Regions from separate parts of the Homo sapiens genome. Here region 1 is linked to region 2. A link is an interaction called in ENCODE POLR2A ChIA-PET data of the cell type or tissue named here. Cell type or tissue: Panc1. All regions are shown on one strand. Each heading gives the region's core, and the rest is flanking DNA. Links, peaks and the distances in the headings are about the cores only. Region 1 overlaps LOC101926994 (a long non-coding RNA gene). Region 2 holds the start of CHASERR (CHD2 adjacent suppressive regulatory RNA).

Region 1 (4,520 bases), core at 261-4,260, 99 kb before region 2:
TGTCTCTACTAAAAATACAAAAAATTAGCCAGGTGTGGTGGCGCATACCTGTAATCCCAGCTACTCAGGAGGCTGAGGAAGGAGAATCACTTGAACTCGGGAGGCGGACAGTGCGGTGAGCCGAGATTGCACCATTGCACTCTAGCCTGGGCATGAAGTGTGAAACTCCCTCTCAAAAAAAAAAAAAAAAATGTCCGGGCGCGGTGGCTCACGCCTGTAATCCCAGCACTTTGGGAGGTCGAGGCGGGCGGATCACGAGGTCAGGAGATTGAGACCATCCTGGCTAACACGGTGAAACCCCATCTCTACTAAAAATACAAAAAATTAGCCGGGCCTGGTGGCGGGCTCCTGTAGTCCCAGCTACTTGGGAGGCTGAGGCAGGAGAATGGCGTGAACCCAGGAGGCAAAGCTTGCAGTGAGCCGAGATCACGCCACTGCACTCCAGCCTGGGCGACAGAGCGAGACTCCTCCGTCTCAAAAAAAAAAAGAAAAAAAAGAAAAGAAAAGAAAGTTAACAGTAGCTTCAAACAATAGCCAAGGAAGTTAGAGTCACAAGGTGTTGGTTCCCTACGTAACAACTTAACATATGTCCCTGAGTTTTTCAGAACTCCCACCAAATGGATCCGCTGGCACGTAGACCTCAGCTAAGGGGCAAACTGAGGACTGCACTTTGACTACCATTCTTTGTCCTGAAGTTCTTCCTGAGAGGCCTGGAGGAAGTCACACCCACAAGGCAGTGCTCACATCTTCTGCTGCTGACCCCAGCTTTTTAAAGAAAGCTTCTCCTCCTCAACCAACTACAAATCAGAAAATCTTTGAATCTACCTAGGACCTCTAAGCACCACCCTCTAACCCTGCTTCGAGATATTCCATCTTCTAAGGCCAAACCAATGTATAATCTCCATGTATTCATTTACAATTTTGCCTGTAACTTCTCCTTTCCTGAAATTTTCCCCTGCTTTTAAAAACCTTTGCTTACAAGCCATCAGGAAGTTTGGATCTTAAGCATGAGCTGCCTGATTCTCCTTGCTTGGTGCCCTGCAATAAATGATTCACTTTCATTTGCTGCAATCCCAATATCACTGTTTCGCTTTGCTGCATACACACACACACACACACACACAAACCACAAAGAACGAAAGAAAAAACAGTGTAAAAAAATGTAAAATTTTTTTAAGAGAAAATCTAGCGTGTATATATTTTATATAATATTTTTGTTTAACTATATATACAGACATATATATGTTACATGTGTGTATTACATATATACATATGTTATATGTGTGTGTTACATATATACATATGTTATATGTGTGTTACATATATACATATATATGTTATATGTGTGTGTTACATATATACATATATATGTTATATGTGTGTATTATACATATTTTGGGGGCAAGGGGGTCTCGCTCTGTTGCCCAGGCTGAAGTACAGGGGTGCAATCATGGCTCACTGCAGCCTCAACCTCCCTGGCTCACTTAATCCTACTGCCTTAGCCTCCCAAGTATCTGGGACTACAGGCACACACCACTGCACCCAGCTAATTTTTGTTTATTTTTTTTTTGGTAGAGACGGGGTCTCACTATGTTTCCCAGATTGGTCTCAACTCCTGGCTCAAGCAATCCTCCTGCCTCTGCCTCCCGAAGGCTGGGATTACAGGGGTAAGCCACTATACTCGGCTGCAAATATATATATATTTTTGAGACAGAGTCTCGCTCTGTCTCCCGGGCTGGAGTGCAGTGGTGCGATCTCAGCTCACTGCAGCCTCTACCTCCTGGGTTCAAGTGATTCTCCTGCCTCAGCCTCCTGAGTAGCTGGGACTACAGGCTTGCACCACGACGCCCGACTAATTTTTGTATTTTTAGTAGAGACAGGGTTTCACCATGTTGGCCAGGATCGTCTCGATCTCTTGATCTCATGATCCGCCCGCCTCGGCGTCCCAAAGTGCTGGGATTACAGGCGCGAGCCACCGCACCCAGCAAGCTGCCAATATTTTTTAATTAAAGCTTTATTGGTAGCTTAAAGGTTTGTACACCTAGGCCAATGTACTATCGTTAGATTCAGGATAGACAAGAGTTAGGAAAAGGGAGATTATGAAAGAAGTGGGAAAGGAAACTGCAACTTTATCGCAGGAGAGTTCCCAAGGCAGATCAATTTTAGAAAAGAGTGCATATAAATATAGGAGATTTGGGCCAGGCGCTGTGGCTTATGCCTGTAATCCCAGCACTTTGGGAGGCTGAGGCAGGCAATTCACATAAAGCCAGGAGTTCGAGACCAGCCTGGCCAACGTGGCAAAACCCCGTCTCCACTAAAAATACAAAAAAAATTAGCCAGGTGTGGTGGTGGACACCTGTAATCCCAGCTACTCAGGAGGCTGAGGCAAGAGAATCACTTGAATCTGGGAGGTGGAGGTTGTAGTGAGCCAAGATCACGCCACCACACTACACCCTAGGTGACAGCAAGACTGTCTCAAAAAAAAAAAAAAGGAGATTTGGAAATGTATTTCCTTAAAACAAATCCACATACACCTTGCAGAATGCATACACATAAATACTCCAATTTGAAGATGCTGATCTAAAACATTCTAAGGTCTATCTGAAAGAACTTAGAAATTCATTAATCTTAAATTTTATTTAGTATGTACCTCAGAATAACTAAGGTAACCACCAAAAGAATAGATATTCTTATAGAGACATAGAATAGTTATTCTAAGAAGAAAAAACTAGAAGAAGAGGAAAAACAAAACCATTAATCAGCCAAGAGGTAGGTGGTGGTGGAAGAGAAGAGCAAACAGAAAAAGCAGAAGAAATACAATAGACTATAATAAGGTGGTAGAAAATAAATCCAAATAAATCAACAATTGCAGTAAACTTAAAGGGAAAAACTTTCAAATTAAAAGGCAAAGATTTTTCAGACTAGACTTTTTTTAAGTTAGATATAGCTGCTATTTTAAAGAGAGGCCACACACACACACAGAGAGAGAGAGAGAAATAAAAAGAGAGAAAGAGCGAGAGAGAGAGAAAGAAAAGCCGGGCACTGTGACTCACGCCTGTAATCCCAGCATTTTGAGAGGCCAAGGCAGGCAGATCACTTGAGGCCAGGAGTTCAATTATCAGCCTGGCCAACGTGGTGAAACCCCATCCCTACTAAAAATACAAAAATTAGCTGGGCGTGGTGGCACGTGCCTGTGATCCCGGCTACTTGGTAGGCTAAGGCAGGAAAATCGCTTGAACCCAAGAGGCGGAGGTTGCAGAGAGCTGAGATTGCACCGCAGCACTCCAGCCTGGGTGACAGAGTGAGACACCATCTCAAAAAAACAAAAAAAAGAAAGGATGGGAGGGGAGGGAAGGAAGACACAGACACACAGAAAAGTCAAGGGTGTCAAGATTGAGAATATTATAGCAGGCTAATACTAACTAAAAGAAAGTTTATATTGCTACATTATCAAACAAAACAGGCTGCAAAACAAAGAGAATTACTAGCAATGACAAGGAAACAACATAATAAAAGGTTCTACTCATCAGAAAGAAGTGAGTCTAACTTTTAACGCACATAAAGCAAAAATTAACATAGCTGCAAGGAGAACTTGATAAATCCACCATCATAATGGGAGATTCTAACACTCCTCTCCCAGTAATAGATCGATAGATCTGACAAAGAAAGAGCGAGAATATAATAAGACTCAGGCTGAGCACAGTGAATCACCCCCGTAATCCCAGCACTTTGGGAGGCCAAGGAAGGAGGATCACTTGAGCCCAGGAGTTCAAAACCAGCCTGAGCAACATGATGAAACCCTGTCTTTACAAAAAATAAAAAAATTAGCTAGGTGTAGTGGTGTGCCCCTGTAGTCCCAGCTACTTGGGAGCCTGAGGTGGAAGGATCACTTGAGCCGGGGAGGTCAAGGCTGCAGTGATCCATAATCCTGCCGCTGCACTCCAGCCTGAATAAAACCCTACCTCAAAAAAAAAAAAATATAGTAAGGCTCATAAGAATAAAGATAATAAAGATGGTACCATTAGCAAACTTGCCCATTAGACACCTGTGGAACACAATAGCCTACAAGTGGAAAATGCACACTGTTTTCAAGAACACAGAGAACCTTTACAAAAAGTAACCCCATGCTAGACCTGTAAGGTCTGCTCAAAGAAGATGTCAAACGATTGACATTATGCAGACTTCATAGTCTGACCACAATGCAGTTAACAATTACACGAAAATAGCAAGAAAAAAACCCATATGACTGGAAATTTCAAATACATTTCCAGATAACGCATGGATCAAAGAAGAAATCATAATAGAAATTTCAAAATATTTAGAACGGAACCACGACAAAATAACTACATTCGGAGATGACTGGCTTATCACAAAAATATCCCTTAGAGAAAAGTTTGCAGCCTTAAAAAGTTTCCATTAAAAAATTAAAAAGTCGCAAAACGAATGCGTTAAACCCCTAATTCAAGGTGCCTGGAAGGGTCTACTTCTCATCCCTCTTGCCTCCTCACTTCTCCCTGAAT
Region 2 (4,241 bases), core at 1-4,000:
AGGCCTCAGGACACTGGACATTCTTTTTAATTGTTTTTTTTGATTTCCATGACGACAGCTCACAAGACACTAGACATTCTTTTAGGCTCTCAGGTAAATGCGCAACAGGCAGTCTACAAATCCACAAATAAATCGCATCTCAACTCGGATACTGGGGCTAGGGAATGTGCTGATGGTAAAACCATTGGTCCTGACTGTGTGACCTTCATGGAAGGCCTGGGTGCTTAGAACAAATATTTTGAGGATATGGCTGCTTGCCCAAGGGCTGTGGGCCTGTATCTTGTTTGCTCATCATCCTGTCAGTCATTTTTTTCTTTCCCTTTTTTTAAAGACAAAATCTGAACCTAGAAACACCGAAGCCAGAGCTTTTTCTAGACGCGAATCCACTATTTGTGCGACCCTGCACTAACCATTCTAGCCTGGCCTAGACCATACCAGGAACCCTCCAGCTAGCCTGGAGGGGTCCGCACTGCGGGGAAAAAAGCAACAGCTCAGCTCCAACCCCAAAGGTTCCATCACCAGCCAATCGTGGCCCGGGGCTTCTCAAGAAAACCAGAAACGCCTACGGACAGTGAATGGCACTAAGGCCAGCCTATCCGCACGAAGGAGGCGGAAGGGGTGGTGTTGAAATTAACCAATAGAATGGAAGAAGTTGTTGTTGGGAGGGAGGAAGACGCCAGCTAACGTGCGTGAGGCCGCTCCCGGATAGGGGATGCAGGAAGCTCGTGGAGCCAATGGCCGCGGCGGGCGGGCGGCGGCGCGCGTGCGCGTTGGCCCCCGGGCCTGCGGGCGGGAGGCGGGGATGGTGGGGGAGGGGAGCGGGCTGGAGCGCGGCGGAGCTCCTGCCGCCGCCGCAGCCGCTGCCGCCGCAGCGAAGAGGCCATGTTGTGTGGTGTGTGGGGCGGGGGGAGGAGGAGGAGGGAGTAAAGCCTAGAGAGGAGACGGGAGAGAGACACCACACACACGGCACAAGATGGCCGGAGAGGCAGCAGCACCCCGAGCTGTCAGGCGTTCCGCCGCGGCCGCGAGGCCCGCCGGCCGGCGGGGAGCTACGCCCGGACGGCCAGCAGGCCCGCGGGAGTGGGGCTGCCGCGGCTGAGGCGAGGCGGGCCGCGCGCGTCGGCGTCACAGCCCGCGGCAGAGGCGCCCAGGGCGGCCGGGCCCACGACGCCGAAAGCGCCGCTGCGGTTGCCGCCTCGGAGGCTCCCCCGGGCCCCGGCGGCTGGACCCGGCGCGGGCGGGAGGCTCGGGCGGGCGGTCCGGCCCGGGACTCGGGTTTGGGCGACCAGGAGGTGCCGGTGGCCGCGCTCGGACCCGGTGAGTGGCTCCCTAGCTCCTTTTATTGTCCTTTGTCCTTGGGAGGAAAAGCAAAATGTCCTTGAGCGCGCGAGCAGGAGGGGGCGGCGGGCCGGGCCTCGCCGCTCGGCTCTTCTCGCACTGCCCCTCCGTGGTCGGGGGCCGGCTCTCGCCGGCGGGATGCGCCTCGGTGCCCTGGGCCCGAGTCGTAGGGTCCTGGGGTAGGGGGCACGCGGGGCCCCGCTGCAGAGCCCGCGGGCGGCAGGTGGGCGGGGGGCAGCCTCGTCGCCGGGACTGGATCCGCCGGGAAAGGGGCGGCGGGTGAATGCCGGCGAGAGCCCGAAGGGGATCGGGCGTGGAGAGCCCCTTTCTGTCCTGGTGAGTTATTTTGATATTTAGGGTAAAAAAATCCCTTTCAGGTTCTCCAACGGAGGAGCTTTTTAACCTCTTTCCGGTGAGGTGGGAACTCATCTTCATGATCGAATTTAAAAGAACAATGGAACCCTGACTACGTTTCAACAAAAATAAAACTTGTTTTTTTCCCTCCTATTGGGTGTTGGCTTTTAACTCTTTCAAAGCCGATTTTGAAACGGCTGCAGTGATACATGCGAAGGTACTTGCTGCTTATTAAACCTTTATGACGTTAAGGTTGTCTTTGAAAAATGCAAGTTGGAGGAGTGCTTCTGGTATTTCAGAATTACGAAGACAAGTTTACTGTGTCGTCAAGGCTGTTTAATGGAAATAGATTTGATAATTACGGTGCTAGCTAGCTGATGACGTTTGGTTAATGTAGTTTATTTTACCGAGTAATGACGCCAAGATCATTTGATCTCCTGATATTTAAATATGATTAAATACACTGTTTGGTACTTTTTAAAAAGGTCTCAAGGAGCCGTTATCTGCAACTTCTCACACCTGAATGTTAGAACGTACTTGGGTCAATTCCTAGTCTTTAAAAGTTCATAATTTAATTATTTTTAAGAATTTATATTATCACAAGCCATGATCGAAAAACTTTCACAAAAGAACATTCTGACACCAAATCTCTTCCTGAAGTTACTTTCTCGTAATGTAAATATGAATAAAGTAGGACTGCTCTCGGTAATGGGCGATGAAGAGGAGCCATATTTGTTGCATTTGTTGCATGTATAAAAATCTAGATATGCTTAAAACGGAACAGTATTTTAAAAGTACAGGTTTCATAAAATTTAGTAGAGTTCTCTGTATAGTCTCTAATCTTAGAAAAATGTTGGAAGGGTAATTTTTAAGTGTAGTGGTTTGAAGAACAAACCAGAAGCGCACAAACCTTTGTGTATTTTAGAATATATTTGTCTTCATTCTGCGGAGCTCTTGTGTTGTAAAGGTGCAGAACTACGTAAAAATAGTGTTGGGCAGACTTACATAGTACATCTGAAATCAGATACTGGTTTATTCGACCATATTTCTAAGGGCATTTTTCCAGTAAAATTGTTTTATTTTTTGAGTAGCCTTCCTATAGTGGTACATGTTACATCAGTTGCGCATATCTTGATTTTACAGAATCTGTCTTAAGTACCAATTTTGGTTTTTCAAATCAATGTTTCTGAAATTTTTGAACACTGAAAGTGGTTTTAAATGAATATTCTGAATCTAGTTCTTTAGAATCCTCTTTGAATTGTGAAATGCAAAATAATTGTTAGCAGTTTAACCTGAAAGATCTTTTTACATGATAAATGGGGGAGGAGAAAGACTGAAATGAAAATGTTGAAGACCCTGATTTGAAATTGAGTGTAAAGGTCTAGATACTGTAAGTTTTAGAGTAGCTTTAGAGACAAAGCTAGTATCCCACTTGGTGAGATCAAGTAACTTGTGGTTTAAAATTTAAAGTAACCAGTGGCCATTTTAACTTCACTAATTTCTCTTGGAGGAGCTAATTTTTAATTGCTCATGATTGTAAAACATACTTCCGGATGGTAAGGGAGATGTTAAGATGATTTGTCTTGAAGAATGGTAAACTTTTTCTTTGTTTATTGCCTGTCATAAAAAGAGGGAAAGTAAAAAAAAAAAGGTTCATAATCTTAAATCAGTCCAAAAATTTGAATTTTCTGTATTTCTGTTTAATTCAATGCGTTAATCTTTAGCATTGGTCAATACAGCCAAAAGATGAGGAAAACAAAGACTGATAGATACTAAGATAAGAAATAACTGCAACCATAAATGTATACAGGTTATGTGTCCATGAGCCATCTCTTCAGTTTGCCCATAGATTTTTGTCTGTGGAATATTTTCTTGTTTCATCACACTGAATCGTTGGCCAAGAAATGCTTGAAAATCAAAACATTAATATCATCTTTCTTCTTTTTTTTAAAGGTGACTTAAGAGATTAAAATTAATTTGGTTGCTGTTGGTTCTGAACAAATAATGAGTTCTTTTATTTGAGGTAAGAGTGGGTTAATTTTTATTGTTTTGACAAAAATTAGCTTATTAGGCTTTTGTTTTATCTTTAATAATTTACATTTCAATTAATGAATGGGTATCATTTTTAAAAGTTGTGATTATGAATATGAGTAAACTATCAAATAATTTGACAAAAGCCTTTAAGCCTTTTCACTGCAGGAAAGATTAAAAGTATATACGCATAGCCATTGTAACTTAATGTACCCTTTGAATAGTTTAAAATACTGAAGGTCCTTTAAGCCTTTGTTTAATTTTGGGAACAAGAGAAGACTGATTAGATTTTGAGGAAAACCATGAACCAAAGATAGCTTTTTTTTTCTGTTTAACTCTGTATATTGTGCAAACAATTTTAATCTTTTAAGTATTTAAAGAAATAAGCTTATTGGAGAATTTGAACTAGTTTGCTATTCATACTGATAGATTTTAGGGAAGAACATTTAAAAAATCAGGTTTTGAGCATAGATTTTAGTTTCTTTTTTGTAATTAAAAAGTTTAAAAACACTTATTTT

Evidence for each region. Peaks named below come from ENCODE experiments on the same cell type or tissue, not always from the same donor. Only the 100,000 strongest peaks of a DNase experiment are listed, where the experiment ranks them.
Region 1: POLR2A ChIA-PET joins it to region 2 with 5 read pairs; 24 of 35 experiments call an interaction of 5 or more read pairs at or near these places.

What each region holds. Positions count from the first base shown.
Region 1 is chr15:92,782,580-92,787,099 of GRCh38, forward strand. The region is part of intron 2 of LOC101926994 (a long non-coding RNA gene); the gene reads right to left. Among named protein-coding and RNA genes, the nearest start is that of CHASERR, 98 kb to the right of the region's middle. In Panc1, for the core only: no CTCF peak of the experiment used is centred there; no DNase peak of the experiment used is centred there.
Region 2 is chr15:92,881,870-92,886,110 of GRCh38, forward strand. It overlaps CHASERR (CHD2 adjacent suppressive regulatory RNA), which reads left to right and starts at 974. Exons shown (of 6, transcript NR_037601.1): 1 at 974-1,317; 2 at 1,716-1,909; 3 at 3,646-3,715. RefSeq lists enhancers at 301-390, 816-1,457 and silencers at 701-830, 1,451-1,700. In Panc1, for the core only: no CTCF peak of the experiment used is centred there; DNase peaks (open chromatin) are centred at 582 and 1,987; H3K4me3 peaks cover 3,428 bases; H3K27ac peaks cover 3,388 bases.